2 separate regions of the Homo sapiens genome follow, and region 1 is linked to region 2. Evidence: chromatin loops called from intact Hi-C (ENCODE). Cell type or tissue: gastrocnemius medialis. All regions are shown on one strand.

The links. Peaks named below come from ENCODE experiments on the same cell type or tissue, not always from the same donor. Only the 100,000 strongest peaks of a DNase experiment are listed, where the experiment ranks them.
Region 1: it touches region 2 in a loop (2.5-fold over the local background); 23 of 110 quality-filtered maps call a loop at or near these places.

Annotation. Positions count from the first base shown.
Region 1 is chr21:40,044,911-40,052,910 of GRCh38, reverse strand. DSCAM (DS cell adhesion molecule) reads left to right here. Exons shown (of 33, transcript NM_001389.5): 30 at 804-953. Among named protein-coding and RNA genes, the nearest start is that of MIR4760, 160 kb to the left of the region's middle. In gastrocnemius medialis, no CTCF peak of the experiment used is centred here; DNase peaks (open chromatin) are centred at 3,461 and 4,768.
Region 2 is chr21:40,117,310-40,125,309 of GRCh38, reverse strand. DSCAM (DS cell adhesion molecule) reads left to right here. Exons shown (of 33, transcript NM_001389.5): 20 at 982-1,115. Among named protein-coding and RNA genes, the nearest start is that of MIR4760, 91 kb to the left of the region's middle. In gastrocnemius medialis, a CTCF peak has its summit at 4,184 (motif pointing right); no DNase peak of the experiment used is centred here.

The sequences.
Region 1 (8,000 bases), 72 kb after region 2:
ATGAGAATCCTGGCCCACCAAATAATGACCCAGCTCAAACAGCAGCTCCTGCTCCAAGCACTAAGATGCCCAGAACCCATCCAAACCCAGGCTCCTGCCTCGCTCACCTTCAAGTGCCCACGGCAGTAGGACTTGGGAAGTCTGACAAGTGAATCATGTAGGAGAAGTCAGTTAATGGATGTTCTAGAGTGCTTAAAGCTTACAGGAGGTGGGAAGAAAAGGAACATACCTTGAGTCCTTTAAAATAGAGCAATCAATAAGCTCTGAAGACTGGCATGTTTTCTTCTCTTTTATTTCCCCTCCAAACATTAGCCAAGTTCAGAATGAGAGCAAACCTCAGTAGAGAGAACTGTAGTGGCGATTTTCTAGTCCTGCAAACAGAGCTTCCCAGCAGCCAAAGGGACCTGTCTTCATTGACAGCCTCATCACTGGTGAGGGGGCTGGCATCGCAGATGATGTCTCAGAGAAGCTTTTGACAAACACATAAATCCAGAGTTCAAATCAATGTTAGCTTAATGAAAAGCCAAGCCCAAAGAGAAAAGAGAGCTCCTTCTCTGCATAGTCATGGTTCTTCTTAGCTCATTGCTCCCAAAGCCAACCCCTAGGAAGAAGCTTCTATTCCTAGCACTCTAGAGTAATGCTAATTCAGTGCTTGAATTTTCAATCATTTTTGTCACTTTAGATGGGGCTATTATTGTGGTTGTCATTAACAATAACACAAGTGCCTCAGGAGAGAAAAGGCCAGGGAGTGGTTGGAAGGGAGATAAACGTGTTTGGCTTTCTGTGTTCCTGCCATCCTGTAGATGATCGCTCCACGGTTCTGTTGACGGATGCTGACTTTGGAGAGGCAGCTAAGCAGAAGTCCCTGACGGTCACTCACACGGTCCATTACCAATCGGTGTCTCAGGCCACTGGGCCCTTAGTGGATGTTTCAGACGCTCGGCCGGGAACGAGTGAGTGGTCAACAATGCTTAAAATGTGTGGGTGTTAACAATGCTGAAAACATAGTAATGTTCTTTCTCTCTCAAATGAAAATGTGTGGCTTTTCATACCTATGCCTGAGAAACAAATGGGTATAATAACATCCCTAATTGGGATAATGAGCTGTTATTGATGGATCTTGGCTATTATTATGTCAGTTGAATTACTGTTAGTATTGGTTACTATAAAAAGTGCTAGAAATTTCAGGTACATGTATTTATTTTTTTAATTTAAGCAACACAGAAAAGGAAAAAAGTAATCTACTTTAGTGTGTATCTGCTGTATGCCAGTATTGGGATAGAACGATGATGTCATGCACGTTATCTTTGCAACAATCCTGTAAGATACCTACTCGTGAAGCAGGTATCATAGCCTCTATTCTGCAGATGAGAAAACTGCAGCCTCAGATAAATTATGCAAACAGTATAAAGTTGCACACATAAGTAGTAAAACCAAGATTCAGAAACAGACCCATCTATCCCCAAAGCTTATGCTTTTGCCCCTGAACACACTGTTTGAGAAAAATTATAATTCTAGTTAATGTGAAGATTATGTTGGATTTTGTTATTAATATTTGCATCCATAATATATGGAAATTAATTACTGCAATGAAGGTGAATCCCCTAATATGTATCTAGAGCTTATTAATTAGATACTCTTATTTCTTCATAATTGGAATCGTTCCTAAATCTCTTTAAAGACTGAGAAATTGATGTCCTGATTATTATCATTTTGGAAACTTTGACGTCTAGCTTTCAAATCTCTAATCAATTTCTTTGCAAAAATTTACATTCTTAGAATAGTGTGTTATTATTAGAAAAATAACTATTATAATGTTAAAAGCTATTCTTCATAAATCCTAGCTTGGGAAGCATTTGCGAAATGCAGTGAGCTTTATGAAGTAAACCCATTGCCTACGAAATAACATTGTAATATACAGAAAACAGTTTCAGCAGGCATTGAAATTCATTTAAAAAATGTTTTCAAGAATATTCTACATTCTAAAGAAGTCTTTTACCTCTTCCTTTTGTCTAATCTTCTTACCGCCTTTCTTCTTTGATCACATTAATACATTCTGAAGACATAAACGGGATATGAGTGGGAATTAGCTTTGCAAAGGGGTGTGTGCCAGAGCCTTGCTCTTAAAAAATGATCCAGACTGGGCGCAGTGGCTCAATCCCAGCACTTTGGGAGGCCGAGGCGGTCGGATCACGAGGTCAGGAGATTGAGACCATCCTGGCTAACATGGTGAAACCTCGTCTCTACTAAAAATAAGAAAAATTAGCCGGCCTGGTGGCGGGCACCTGTAGTCCCAGCTACTCAGAAGGCCGAGGCAGGAGAATGGCGTGAACCTGGGAGGCAGAGCTTGCAGTGAGCTGAGATCACGCCACTGCACTCCAGCCTGGACGACAGAGCGAGACTCTGTCTCCAAAAAAAAAAAAGATTCAAGGGCTTTGACATCTCTTCAGCCGTTGGCTTCTCCCTTGTGAACTGCCTGGTGTGGCTTGCTGCTACTCCAAGACACTGCTCCAATGGGTTTAAGAGCCACTTTTTTGCTGCTAAATCAGAAAAAGTTACAGATATTGAAAGGATTAGATTTTTAGAGTGATGCAGCATTGGCTTCAGCATTCTGTTGGAAACGGTGGCAGAAGAGCAGGCAAAAGAGACAACAGAGCAGATGCCCTGGGTCTCGTTCTCCACCTTTACATGCATCAGAATCACCTGGTGCCTATTTAAATATCAATTCCAGGCCTCCACCCAGAGATTCTGGCCTAGGAATCCGCATGGTAACAGACACCCTGGGTGATTCTGATGCTGGCCGTTTGGACCCCACATTGAGAAACACTGCCCCAAGGGTTAGAAATGTTTCCTGCATGTAACGCAGCAGGGCAGGACCCCTCCGGCACATCAGTTCTTCCTGCCAGGTAAAAAGCAACATGCATTTCTGCTTCCCTGTCAATGGTCAGCTAGCAGCCGAGAATGCATAAAGCTAGTCATAAATAGTTAAGACAGGAGAAGCAGCAGCCCAAAACAAAAGCACTGGCAACCTTCCAGCTTCATGGTCAGCCCCAGAATAATGGGGAAGTTGATTTGTTGGCATGTAAAATATCAACAGAGACATGAACCGGAGTCACAGCAGATACTGTAAACCAGTGGTCAGCGAGTGCCAGGCAGGACGCACATGGGAGGGACGTGTGTGTATCTCATGGCTATAAAGTTGGAAGCAGGGCTGGGAATGTTAATGCGTTCATTCAGCACTCAAAAGTATTTATTCAGGTTTCACTTTACGTATATGGCTCAGTGCTGTATGATGGAGATACACCATGAGTAAGATGCAAAAAGACATTCATTTCATCCTAGTCAGGGGGCAGACATTAGACATGGAACTAAAGTAGTTTTCATTTCTCAGTAAGTCCTAGACAGAAAGAGAATGAAGCCATGGTGAGTCAGCGGGCGTGTGGAGCAGTGGGAGGGGCTCTCTTGGGTCCAAGTCATTCAGGAGGACTTCCAGTGAGGGGAAGACATGAAACAAGATCAGAGTCACAGCAGGAGCAGAGGGGGCAGCAGGGAAAAGCTCCCAAGGTTCCCCGCATGATGAGGATGGAAGTGGCACTGGAGCACAGTGAAAGGCAGGGAAAAGGTGAGACAGAGAAACAGCTGTCCTCATCTTTCAGGGTCCCCTAAGCCAGTGCCTGGCAGGTGCATTTCATTCTGAGAGTGCTGAGATGCTGTCCCTGGGGCTTAGCCTGATGATCACAGGGAAACACTATAGCTTATAGAACAATGTTTCTGTCCTTTGTGCTGAATTTCACTAAATGATGTTTACCAACATCAAGCAAATCTACTCAAATGCATGCATCAGTCTCTGGTTCCCCCCTCACTCTCCAAATTGAGCGTATTAATTTAGCATTTGCAGAACCCTCTGTATTAGTAAAAGATCTGCTGGATCATTTTTTTCATTAAATCTTCCTCAAAAACCACAGTGTGAGGGACTGACAACACTCCGTGTTTTATTTAGAGTTAGAAATGGTAGGTGACTGGCCCCACAGTGGGTTCAAGAGTCTGAAACCCATGAACTTTCTGAAGCACAGTCCCCCACTAGCTTCTTGCACCAGAGCTTCTCACCTCTGCCCAGGTGTTTATACCTCTGTGAATTCCATGGAGCCGGTTCTTCTCACCACAGTTTGGCATACTTGCAGAGAATCATTTGTATTCTCTATTTTCTCAGCTAGAGAACACATCGTGATTCTATTTTGTATGTTAGGACTGTGTTGTCATTGCAAGAATTCTTTATTTTTAAGAAAAGCATCTAAAACATGTTGCTTGCATACCAGAATGACTGCATTGTAGAAGTTATGTTTCTAGGCATTTTATTAGTTTGCCAGAGGGTTGCAACAGATTCTTATGAGGATGGAAGAAATCATAACAATTTGCTATTTATCTCTGTCAGTAGTGAAAACACATCCCTTGGCTGGTTCTGCTGCACTGATTACTTCTCTGTCTTTCCTGTGGATTATAATACACTGGAAAACTAGGACTCTATCCATGTCCTCATCCCCATACCAGCCACAGTGTCTGACACAGGCATGTAGTGGATAAATACCAATCAGCCATCAAGTTCTGAGATCAGAACAATGGGAATGGAAAAGAAAAGACATTGAGTCATGTTTGCTGCATAGGAATCATGGGCACGGCCAGCTGTGCCTGTGCCATGTGCCCGGAGCACTTGGGCACATTAATCTCATTTAAACTTCAGGACAGCTCTTAACGTGGGTGATGACATCACCTAGTCTCAGAGACTAGGGGATTAGTCAGGTCTGTCTGACAAGGTCACTTGGCCAGCGACACAGCCAGGGAGTAGTGAATATGAACTTCCAGCCCAGGCAGCCTAATTCCAAAGCTCTCACTCTCAGTCATTCTACATGGCCTTTAGGTAGAGATACTACATATAGAATATGTAGAGACTAAAGAATAGACTTCACATGTACGCACATTCAATGACAAGAGCTTACAACATGGACTTGAATCTTTATTGCTGAGACTTTGAAAGAAAAAATGCCCTCTGTTACCCAGGATGGGACTAGCAGTGGCCCTGAGGGAAATACCTGGGGTGGGTGAGGTGCATCCAGTGGTCCAGGATGTAATAAGTGCTAGATAAATATTTTTTAGTTACATGAGGGAGTGTTCAGATCTCCCAGTTTCATCCTCTCTCTGAGACAACTAGTAAATTCGTTATGTAAAGCTGGACCTCCACAACTGCAAGATATGGAAACCAATGGCACAGATGAAAGCAGATTAATACCATGATCACAGTACGCATGACATGTTCTGTAACCTATTATATTATCTACAAAATCCTCTCTCATCCCAAACTCAGGATAATTAAAATAATCTGATTCAATGGGCAGAAGCTTAATTAGGGTTCAAACCCCATGTTGAAAGGCCATGAGCTATTTATATCCTGTGCCCTCCAACTCATGGGCTGCTGAGCAGGCATGAAGCTTAATCACCGAGTTTTATTTATATTAGAATGCTGGGAGCCTAACAAAATACTTTCCATGAAGGAGCAGTAAATCCCAGCGTTTATTTGCTCAGTAGATGAGCTAGTAAGTTACACAAAAAAGGCTTCCTGTGGAATCCAAGTAAAAATTATATTTTAGCTGCTATCTTAGTCATTATCATACAGCAGAGTTCAGTTCAGGTACAAAACAATGGCTCCAAAAACCAAATTATTAAAAAATAAATGTGTCAAATACCCCAGTATTCTACATACTGAGGCAATTTTGACCCTAGGATGCCTGCCTAGCGCAGTACAGAACTGAGGGCTGTGGTTTAAGGAAACTAATATCATGACCTAAATTTTCAACATTATCAGGCCACCAGTAAAACTGTCCTCATCTAGAAAAAAAGAGATTATGAACAAAATTAACTTGAAAAGAGACCAGGCTTTGAATCAAGGCTGCATGTGCGACTTTCCCATGGAATTTTCCAAGTAGGGTGATCTCAATGAGGAAAGGGGCTATGACAGTGAAGATCTTTGCCCCACCATTGGAGAGTGAGCTCAAGCAGAAGAAATGAGGGTCAAGGTTTGGGGGATTGGAGGAAATGACTGTATCCTTGAAGTGGGACTAGCAAACTATACCCCCCAACCACCCCCCAACTTCCATGCCAGAAGTAAACCTGCTCAGAATGAGCTACAACAGTTGTAGTTGCAAGAAACTTAAAGAAGAATAAAAATGAGAATTTTCAAAACTTATGTAAGGGACTGGGTAATTTTCTGGAAAAGACTCATTAGCATTTAAATAACAAGCTTCACTTATTTAAGCTCCACTTATCAAGTCGATAGTGCCTGGAAGACATTTAGCCTCTTCCCCATCATAATGTTTTTCTGTCTTTTTGAGGGCCTCTTTCCTAGCATTTCGGTGAAGAAACCCAATTATCATTCATACCTGGTTGTGTAGAGCTCCAACATAACTCATTTACATTCTCATCAAGGACAAAAAAAATCTAATGAAGTCTTCCGTGGAATTGTGCAAGTAAGGGATGAAATGTGTCTTAAAATCAATGCCCCAGAGAATATTTACCAAGATTGAGTATTCTGATGATTTAGGAGATCTTAAAATCTATCTCTTTGGCTGCCATCTTAACGCACCTCTCCAGCGACACAGAATGATAGATTAGATTCAAAGTCGAATTAACTAGAAACTTGCAGTGAGGAAATCTCCCGTTTAAAAACAAAGTCATTGCACCTTCCCAGTGTTAGCCTTTCACATTCCAACATGGAATTATAAGCAAGCCAAGGTCATGTAGACACAGCACTAGGAAACTTAGACACTCAGGATTTGGCCATATGTGGTCAAGTAACAGGCGTTATCTGAACTGAAAAGGCAGAAGGTTTGGGTTATAGTTTTATCACGTAACAGCTATGTCACTTCTCTCTGAGCTTCCATTGCCTTCATAAAGTGACCCTAGGTCTATGAATTCCTTCAGAAAACTCTGTATGTCAGGGATTATTGTAGGCTCTATGAATGGATCCACAGAGGGATACCATTGCCCCTGCCCTGGAGACACTGCCAGGCTCATGAAAGCACATAAATAAATCGGTGCAATAACATTACAGGCCGGCCCTGTCAGTTTTGCTCCTTTGAAACTTCGTGAGAGCCCAACAGTGAATACAGTCTGCTGGGTTTAGAAGTGGCCAGACCATACTGAAATATAACTGTATCAAACTGCTCTTTGAGAAGCAGAGAATTCAAAGGTAGAAAAGACCCATCTAGGACCTTAAGCTGTCTCCAGGCTGGAGCCCCAGAAAAATCATTCCAGGTAACTGAACCTCTCTCATTTTCCACAGAATTCCAGAAGAGGCGATGTTGTAGCCCATTCTGGTACCTGACAGTCTCTGCTGGTGGAACATCCTTCTTCTTACCTCACCAAAGGGTTGAGCTAAGAACTCCGTCCACCCCATAGACTTGCTGCCTTTGGTTCCAGATTTAGAGAAAATGAAACCCATCTGGCACCAGCTTAACCCTTTGTTCTCCATATTAAATAACCCAAGTTGTCTCTGTTAAAGTTAGGACAATTCTATTGAAGAGATGTGCTATCATAGGCAAGGCCTTAAGGAGAGTTGGGACATAAAAATATGGTCCCTCTGCTTTAGGAGCTTTCAACTTAATGAATAAAACAGTCATCATTAAAACAATGAGTAGTAATATGAGAAACAAAAATACAGGCAACATCTGTATTAATTTCCTAGAGCTGTTTTAACGTAGTACCACCAAATGGGTGGCTTCACAGCACAGAAATGTATTTGCTTGCAGCTGTAGCACTCCAGTCTCCACCTGCATCATCCCATGGCCCTCTCCCCTCCTGTGTCTGTGTCCTCTTCTTAAAAGGACACCAGTCACAGTGGATTAAGGGCCAACCCTATTCCAATATGACCTTGTCTTAGCTAATTTCATCTGTGATGACCTTATTTCCAAACCAGATCACACATTCTGAGGTCCTGGGGGTTAGGACAT
Region 2 (8,000 bases):
ACCCGCCCTCACCTCTTCAACCTGGAAAATAAAAGAACAAGAGGAGTGGGACATGCCTTCAATCTCACTCCCAAATCATGCTTAGTATTGCTGCCACCATGTTCTGCCTTCTTAGCTGGTTTACAGAGGAGAGTTTGTCTTACATGGATACTGTGAATCTTTGACCCAATAATCCCTATTCATCAACAATATTTCCATACCTCTCCTGAGCCCAAAGTGGTGCCATTACAAAATGACTAGGGTGAGGGAGGGTGGGGTCTCTGATGGCTGAGGTAGTTCACCCTCATGCTTCTCAAATTCAGGATCCAAAAGGTTCATCCCCAGTACATTCAAAGCCAAAAACTGCAGCAGAAATGAGACTGATCCAGAAGTTAATTCTCCAGTTATCCAGAGGCAGGAAGTTGCCAGGGGCTGAAATGGGTTGGGAAGACTCCCCAGGACAAGAGGGACTAGAACTGACTGTATTAGGTCCTAGAGCTACAAAGGACCACAGACTCCAACATTAGGAATTTATTTGCTGTCTCTGAGTTCTGGAGGCCAGAAGTCCAAAATCAAGGTGTCTGCAGGGCTGGTTCTCTTTAAGAGCTTTGAGACAAGCATCTGTCCTGGGCTTCTCTCCTTGGCTTATAGATGCCCTCTTCTCCCTGTGTCTTCACATCATCTTCCCTCTATACATGTCTGTCTCTGTGTCCAAACTGGCCCTTTTTATAAGGACACCAGAAGTACTGGATTAGGGACCACCCTAACAAACTCATTTTAACTTGATTACCTCTGTAAAGACCCTACCTCCAATTACAGTGTCATTCTGTGGTCCTGGGGGTTAGGACTTCAACATATGCATTTGGGGGGACACAGCGGAACCCATAACGCTCATCCTGAAAGAGCTGAACAGTAAGTGCGGAGTGGGGTCATGTTGGGAAGCGTGGGTCCGCAAGCCCAAGTTGAGGCCCCACCTTGTGACTAAACACACGGCTCTTCCAGTTCCAGGTCCTCCCGCGGGTGTGAAGGCAGCGGCGGCCTCAGCCTCCATGGTCTTTGTGTCCTGGCTTCCCCCTCTCAAGCTGAACGGCATCATCCGAAAGTACACTGTATTCTGCTCCCACCCCTATCCCACAGTAAGTTGGTAAATAACCAAGTGCCTTTCAAGCGTCTGCCAGGGACGAGCTGCAGGTGCTCGCACTGGACAGTTTCGTTCCTTTGTTTCCCACCTACCTGGGTCTTTCCAGTGGTTTTGTTTTGCCCCTGCTGTCTCCACATACAAAACAAAGTCCTCATTTACACCTCATTTGAAAATACGCTCCTGAATCATGACAAGGGGGACAATTGTCTGGAATTATTGTTTATTTGGTGAGTTCCCACTAAACTGCCAGCAGCCTGATCAAAATCAAAACCCAGAGGCCTTGATTGTGCCTTAATTGATAGTCAGTGGACAACACCTATTGATTTTACTGTTGGACTCATCATGATAAGCACTTCACGCCTTCCCTCCCTCCCTTCTCCCTCCCTCCCTCCTTCCCTCCCTCCTTCCTTCCCTCCCACCCTATCCCTCCCTTCTTTCCCTCCTCCATCTCTCACAGGGAAAAGAATAGCAGGCAAAACCCTATTGTGCTAGAAATGAGGGACTTTAATGAAGATCTATTACCCTTACAGTTACAGCAGTCAGCCTGGTTCATTGTGAAGGAACTAAAAGTTATTTACTATTTCAAAGTGTGGTTTTTGTTATCGTTCATATTATTCCTGCTGAATAATCATTATAAAGTTAGACTGCTTCTGAGACCACACCAAAACATATCAAAAAGGGAAATTTTAAAGAAAAGAAAACATTAAAATGACCCACCAAAATTGACGATGTCTTCATGGAAACATTATGACATTTTCTGCAGCAGGTGCCATGTCTCTTCCATCTTTGTATCTCCAGCTCCCAGCATAGAACTTGACACATGTAGTCATTCACTAAGCGTTTGTTGAGTGAATATACACACTGGTTTTGTTTCCTTTCTGGTAAAATACACATAACGTAAAACTTACCCTCTTGACCACTTTGATTATTGAGTTCATCAGTATTACATACCTTCACGTTGTTGTGAAGCCATCACCACCATCCATCTCCAGAACTCTACAAAACCGAAACTCTGTCCCCATTAAACACGAATTCCCTATCCTCCCTCCCACCAGCCCATGGCACCCACCATTCTACTTTCTGTCTCTGGATTTGACTCCTCTAGGGACCTCATGCATGTGGAATGATATAGCATTTGTCATTTAGTGACCAGCTCGTTTCACTTGACATGATATCCTCAAGGTTCATCCATGTTGTAGCATGCGATGGAATCTCCTTCCTTGTTAGGGCTGAAAAATATTCCCAAACAAATTTATGGATTAATCTTTTAATCAAGGTGATATGTTTGCCCAAGCTCAGAGTCCACAGGTGCCCCTGAGGCCTGGTGTACCCCAACAGTGAGTGTGTGAGAGTGTGTGGGCTTGCTTGGCCCATGAAGTTCCGTCTGTTGCTGAAAAAGCAAGGTGTGTTCTCTACTGCTTATGCATTCATGGCAGTACTCTGCCCTTGAAGTCAATATGTAAACGTAAATAGTCAGAGTTAGACTCCACAACATTTTTCTGGGCTTCTTATGTGGTTTTCAATATGCTGTTAATCCTCACTTACTGAATCCTACTATCAAAGCCCAGAGATGGAGAGCAGCGTAGACACTGAAAAAAAGCTGAGCCATTGTGCCCTCAATGCCCAGGGTGGCTTCTGCTTTTCTGCTTATCACTGACATGTCCCGTATTCACCAAAGAGAGACAAAAATTATTGCTGAAATAAAGTATACTCATTTTCCACTAGAACTTGAATTGCATCTGTATTAGTATTCACTCATTCATTCATTGATCTCTTTGCTATGGGATTCACGGTTGCTCTTTTGACTCTAACAGGCTAGAAAGCACCTAGCAGGGTATAGAAAGACCAGCAGCTTCCTCTCGTTTTGTCTTCTCAATCATCTTATCTTTATCTCTGCACTAAAAATCCCTACCTGGCTTACTTGAAATGAGTCCTTAGTGACTGATGCTTACTGAGAAAGCCCCTATTTGTGGATGATACAGGCTGTATTTGGCTCTGTCCTCCTGGCCTAAGAATTACATACAATAGAAAAGGAAGAAAAAACATCCTATCCTGAAAACAAAGTCACACAGGTGTTGTTAGATGGGGTAGAAACGCATTTCCCCAGGATTTCTCCTGTCTCTTCACCCACAGAACAATGGGATTTGACCTGCCCAGGATCTTAACAACACACTCTCAAAAGGGACAGTAATGAGGGCCAGCAAGGCACGGTGGCTCACGCCTGTAATCCCAGCACTTTGGGAAGCCAAGGCAGGAGGATCACTTGAGGCCAGGAGTTTGAGACCAGCCTGGCCAACGTATGAAACTCCGCCTCTACAAAAAATACAAAAATTAGCCAGGTGTGGTGGTACATGCCTGTAATCTCAGGTACTTGGGAGGAGCTGAGGCAGGAGAAACTCTTGAACCTGGGAGGTGGAGGTTGCCGTGAGCCAAAATGTCACCACTGCACTCCAGCCTGGGCAACAGAGCAAGACTCTGTCTCAAAAAAAAAAAAAAAAAAAAAAAAAAGACAGTAATGAGAGCAAACCCACCAGAAAAAGGTGGGAAATAACAGCTGAGATTTTTATCAGGGTATCTCTGTGTTGCCTTTTGACCATATTAAAAAGACTAGAGACATAGAAATATGATGGGCAGGTGCCTGTGTTCTTCCAGGAGATAATACCTAGAAAGTGTTACAAGGAGGTCCCAGAACCCCAGAGCATCTTAATTGAAGTGAAGTGAACTAAAAACAGTTCCCTCTCCATATCCACCTTCCTGTCTATCTATCTCAACCATCATTTAAGAGCACGAGACCTATTTTTTACATCAAATAGTATCAGTGAGAGTCAAGCTCAGAGACAATTATTTCTCTTCAGAGGTGAATACTTGTAAATAGTATCCATTATTCTGTTTTAAATATGAAATGATCAAGAAACTTTAAAGTACAGGAAAGAGGGTGTTTTTTTGTTTTGTTTTGTTTTCATCAGTTTCTGCAATTTGACTTTCAGTCGGTAAACTAGATGCTGTCAAGTTTTCCAAGGCATTTGCATTTCTGGCTATGTGTGCGAATGACCACCAGAGGACAGTATGAGCTCTAGATATTTTCCTTGCTCATAAATCTGAATTTTTTTTTCTTTGAAATGATTTCATAGTTAAATGTAGAACATAGGGGGATAAATCAGGACACAATATGCCTTGTAATTTGGTCCCTTTTATAAGAGTCCCTCAGCTAACCTCCTCGCTGATGTCATTTTCTCTCAAGATCCCAAATTCATCTCCCCTTCTTGGGAAAGAACCCTGTTAAAATAGACAAGCTTTTTTCTCTAATATGTGACATATAATGTCTGCTGATAGGCATTTATTTCATGGTGCTCTCTCAGTTTAGCTTAGAAAAAGACATTAGAATTTGAAACTTGCATGTGGCCAGATGACAAGTTAGGGTAACTGAGAATGAATCTACAAACAGGTTGTCTAAAGATGATGTGGACTGAACATGAACTTTCCCTCGGGGGTCCAACAGTGCAATGAGATATTAAACTCCCCAATCAGAGATTCAAACTGCAAAATCTCAAAAGTCATTTGATTCAGAGCCTCATCCACATAATTTGTGGATTCTGGCTATTAATTTTAATATATAGTGGTTTGAATGATCAAACAATCTATTATAAGCAATGAAAATCCAAAGACGTGAGATAACCCTTTTAAGGTCCCAGGAAGAAAACAGCCAAGCTTCATTTCCTCCCCAACGCTCCCGTCTACATAAAAGCAGTCTGAAAAACTTTCACAAACAGACTGCTTTTACTATATACACATTAAATAAGCATTATGATATAGACATTGTCTGTTTCACAATGCTAATCTCATTTGCGGAGCTTAGAAATGTAAAATTAGGAAGCACAGACTTCTCATTAATGAAAACTAAAAATCAGAAGGCATAAAATATCTCTGAGCTGTGATTCACATTGGTTATTCCAGCTTCAGATGATAATGTTATTCAGTTCCTGTACATAGTAGGTGCTCAATAAATGTTGCTGAGTTAATCAGTGAGAATACACCACTACTCTTCTTACCCAGAAGACCTGGGCAATTAAGTTCTCCACATTGTAGCCCATAACTTAGAATTAAACAAGTCTTCTGGGAGGCAAAGTAACTCACCAGGTCCAGACAGCTTCCCACCCCAGGCAACAGGTGTGTGTTTGCCTCCCAATCAGCCACAGACTGCATCAAATAAAGCCATAGTCAGGCTGAGAGCGAAAGGGGACTTCCGAGAACCAGAAATGTGCAGGAATCTCAAGGAGTGGAAAAGTGGTATAACGTGGAATCTGGAAAGCAGCATCTAACGTGCTCATCTGTATCTACAATGATACTCATCGCTGTGTTCATTCTTCCTCTCTCACACGGAACACGGACCTCCTGGCTGTATTAAAACGTCGTTCCTCCCTCCCAGTACCCTCCCTATTTCATGTCACTGTAGCATATAGTGACGCTACTAGATAGCAATTTGCTTTTAAAATCCTCCTTCTCTTAGCTTCCATTATCATGTTTTTTATTCTTTGTTGCTTCTTGTCCCTCTGCTTCCCACCCTTAAATGTAGGCATTTCCCAATATTCTTCCTTTATCTCTTAATATTCTTCACTATCTCTGTGGATCATTGAATCTGTTCTTATAATGTAACTATCATCTGAAATTAAAGAGTTCGCATTTTTTATCTCTATCCTGACAATCTTAGAGAACCGTCAGTCCTATATTTCCAGCTTACCACCATCTGCGTACTCAGGAAGACCTCTCCAGTACTTCGCATTCAATGTGCCCACAAACACATTTATACTTGTGTCTCCCTCTTTTCCTGTGTTCTGATTTAGCTTACGATCTAACAAAATCTGCTGCCTTCTGACCAGAAGCCTTCAAGCTACCTATAGTTCCTCTCCTAATCATTTATTCATTTTTACCACAAATAAACATAGAGCACTACTCTTACACCAAGCTCTGAGCCAGGTTCTGAATCACATCAATCAAGAGATGCTGAGTTAGGGGGCATCACAAACAGGCCTGAAACCTCAGTGATTTACAACAACCATACAACAACCAATGGTTTTATTTTTCTTTCACGATCATGCTCATTGTGAGTATGTGGTAGTACATGCCATGCTATCTTCACTCCAGGAAGGACCCAGGCAGGTTTCATGACAAAGAGAAAGAAATCTCTGAGGCGCTGACATAGGCAGGTAAACGCTCCAAGCACAAATCACGAGCCAGAATCTGTCATAAGATTCTGGTCCATGTCTTAACCACAAAGGGACCATGACGTACGCTCCAAACCCATACCCAGAAGTTCCAGGGAAGGCAGGAAACACTAGACAATGTCACCCTTCTGTGTGATGTGACAGAGGACACAGCAATGATGTGCACAGCACAGTGCAGGAGCGCGGACTGGGTGTCACTCAAACATACGGCCAGAGATGGTTGCTTGGAACACATAGCTAGCCCTGGCTTGCAGGAAGAGAAGAATTTTACCTGATGAATCAGAGGCAGGAAAGGGTAATATGATCAGAGGAAATAAATGAGCAAAGTGACATCATGTCACAAGAGCTCTCTGCAATGTCTTTTTTGTTGTTTGTTTGTTTTGAGACGGAGTTTCACTCTGTCGCCAGGCTATAGTGCAGTGGCGCAATCTCGGCTCACTGCAACCTCCACCTCCCAGGTTCAAACGATTCTCCTGCCTCAGCCTCCTGAGTAGCTGGGATTACAGGCACCCGCCACCCCACCAGGCTAATTTCTGTGGTTTTAGTGGAGATGGGGTTTTCACCATGTTGGCCAGGCTGCTCTCAAACTTCTGACCTCAAGTGATCGGCCTGCCTCGGCCTCCCAATGCAATGTCTTCTTAATCTCCTTCCTTTCACACCCAATGCCATTGCCTTGCTTCAGGTCCTCCCCTGGAGAATCAAAACCAAGTCAGAAGCCTTCCCACTGCCAGGCTCAACTCCCAGTCTGTTGTCCACATCCCTGTCACAATTCCTTTTTCCAATTCTGAATCTGAGCATGTTATTTCCTAGTGCAAATTTATTGGATGACTTCGCAGTTTTTACCTAAAGACATTCAAAATTCTCAATATGACCTAGATAGATTTCCACAATCCAGCTGCATCTCCTGTCTAGTTTCATATTCTAAAAACCTTCTTCCATCCAATATCTAAGTAATACCATGTCTCATATGTGTCTGCATTTGTGCACGTGTGTGTATGTGTGTGTGTGTGTGTGTGTGTACACGTATTGGGTTTTTCTTACCTTTTCCATTCCATCCTCTTTGGTAAAAATGTTTATTGTTTAAAGCTCAACTTAAATGCTGTATTTTTATTTCACCACTTTTTATCACTGGCTACACATTAGGCACCGAGTGCCAAAAGCTTTATACCTATGGTTTTTGAACTTGCCCTATGGTGACCCACGATAGAAAATATAAGTTATAATCACGCCACGAAAGTACTCGCACACCACAAACTTACATTTACTACACGTGATGCCCTCCGATATTTTCTGTTCCATTTGACTTTTTTTCTATTCTATTTCATTTTGTTTTTAAAGTGATTGTCATGTTCCATTAAATTCCTCCTATGACTCACATTTTTAAAAATACTGTTTTGCATCAGTTAATTCTGGTGACTACCTTACGCAGGAGGTGTTATGATTGTTATCTTCACTCAGTGATACTGAAATGAAGACTCTGCAATCTGGCCAGGGTCACGCAGGTTAGCAAAGGAAGATGGGATCTGCAACCCACAGCGGGCTGAGCTCTTTGTCCTCATGCTTACCTGCCTTCCCTGGGATCCCAGTTCCATCCTGCCCCAGTACTCCCAGCACTGACTTTCAACCTCACTTTGACATAACCACAATCTCTTGCGTTA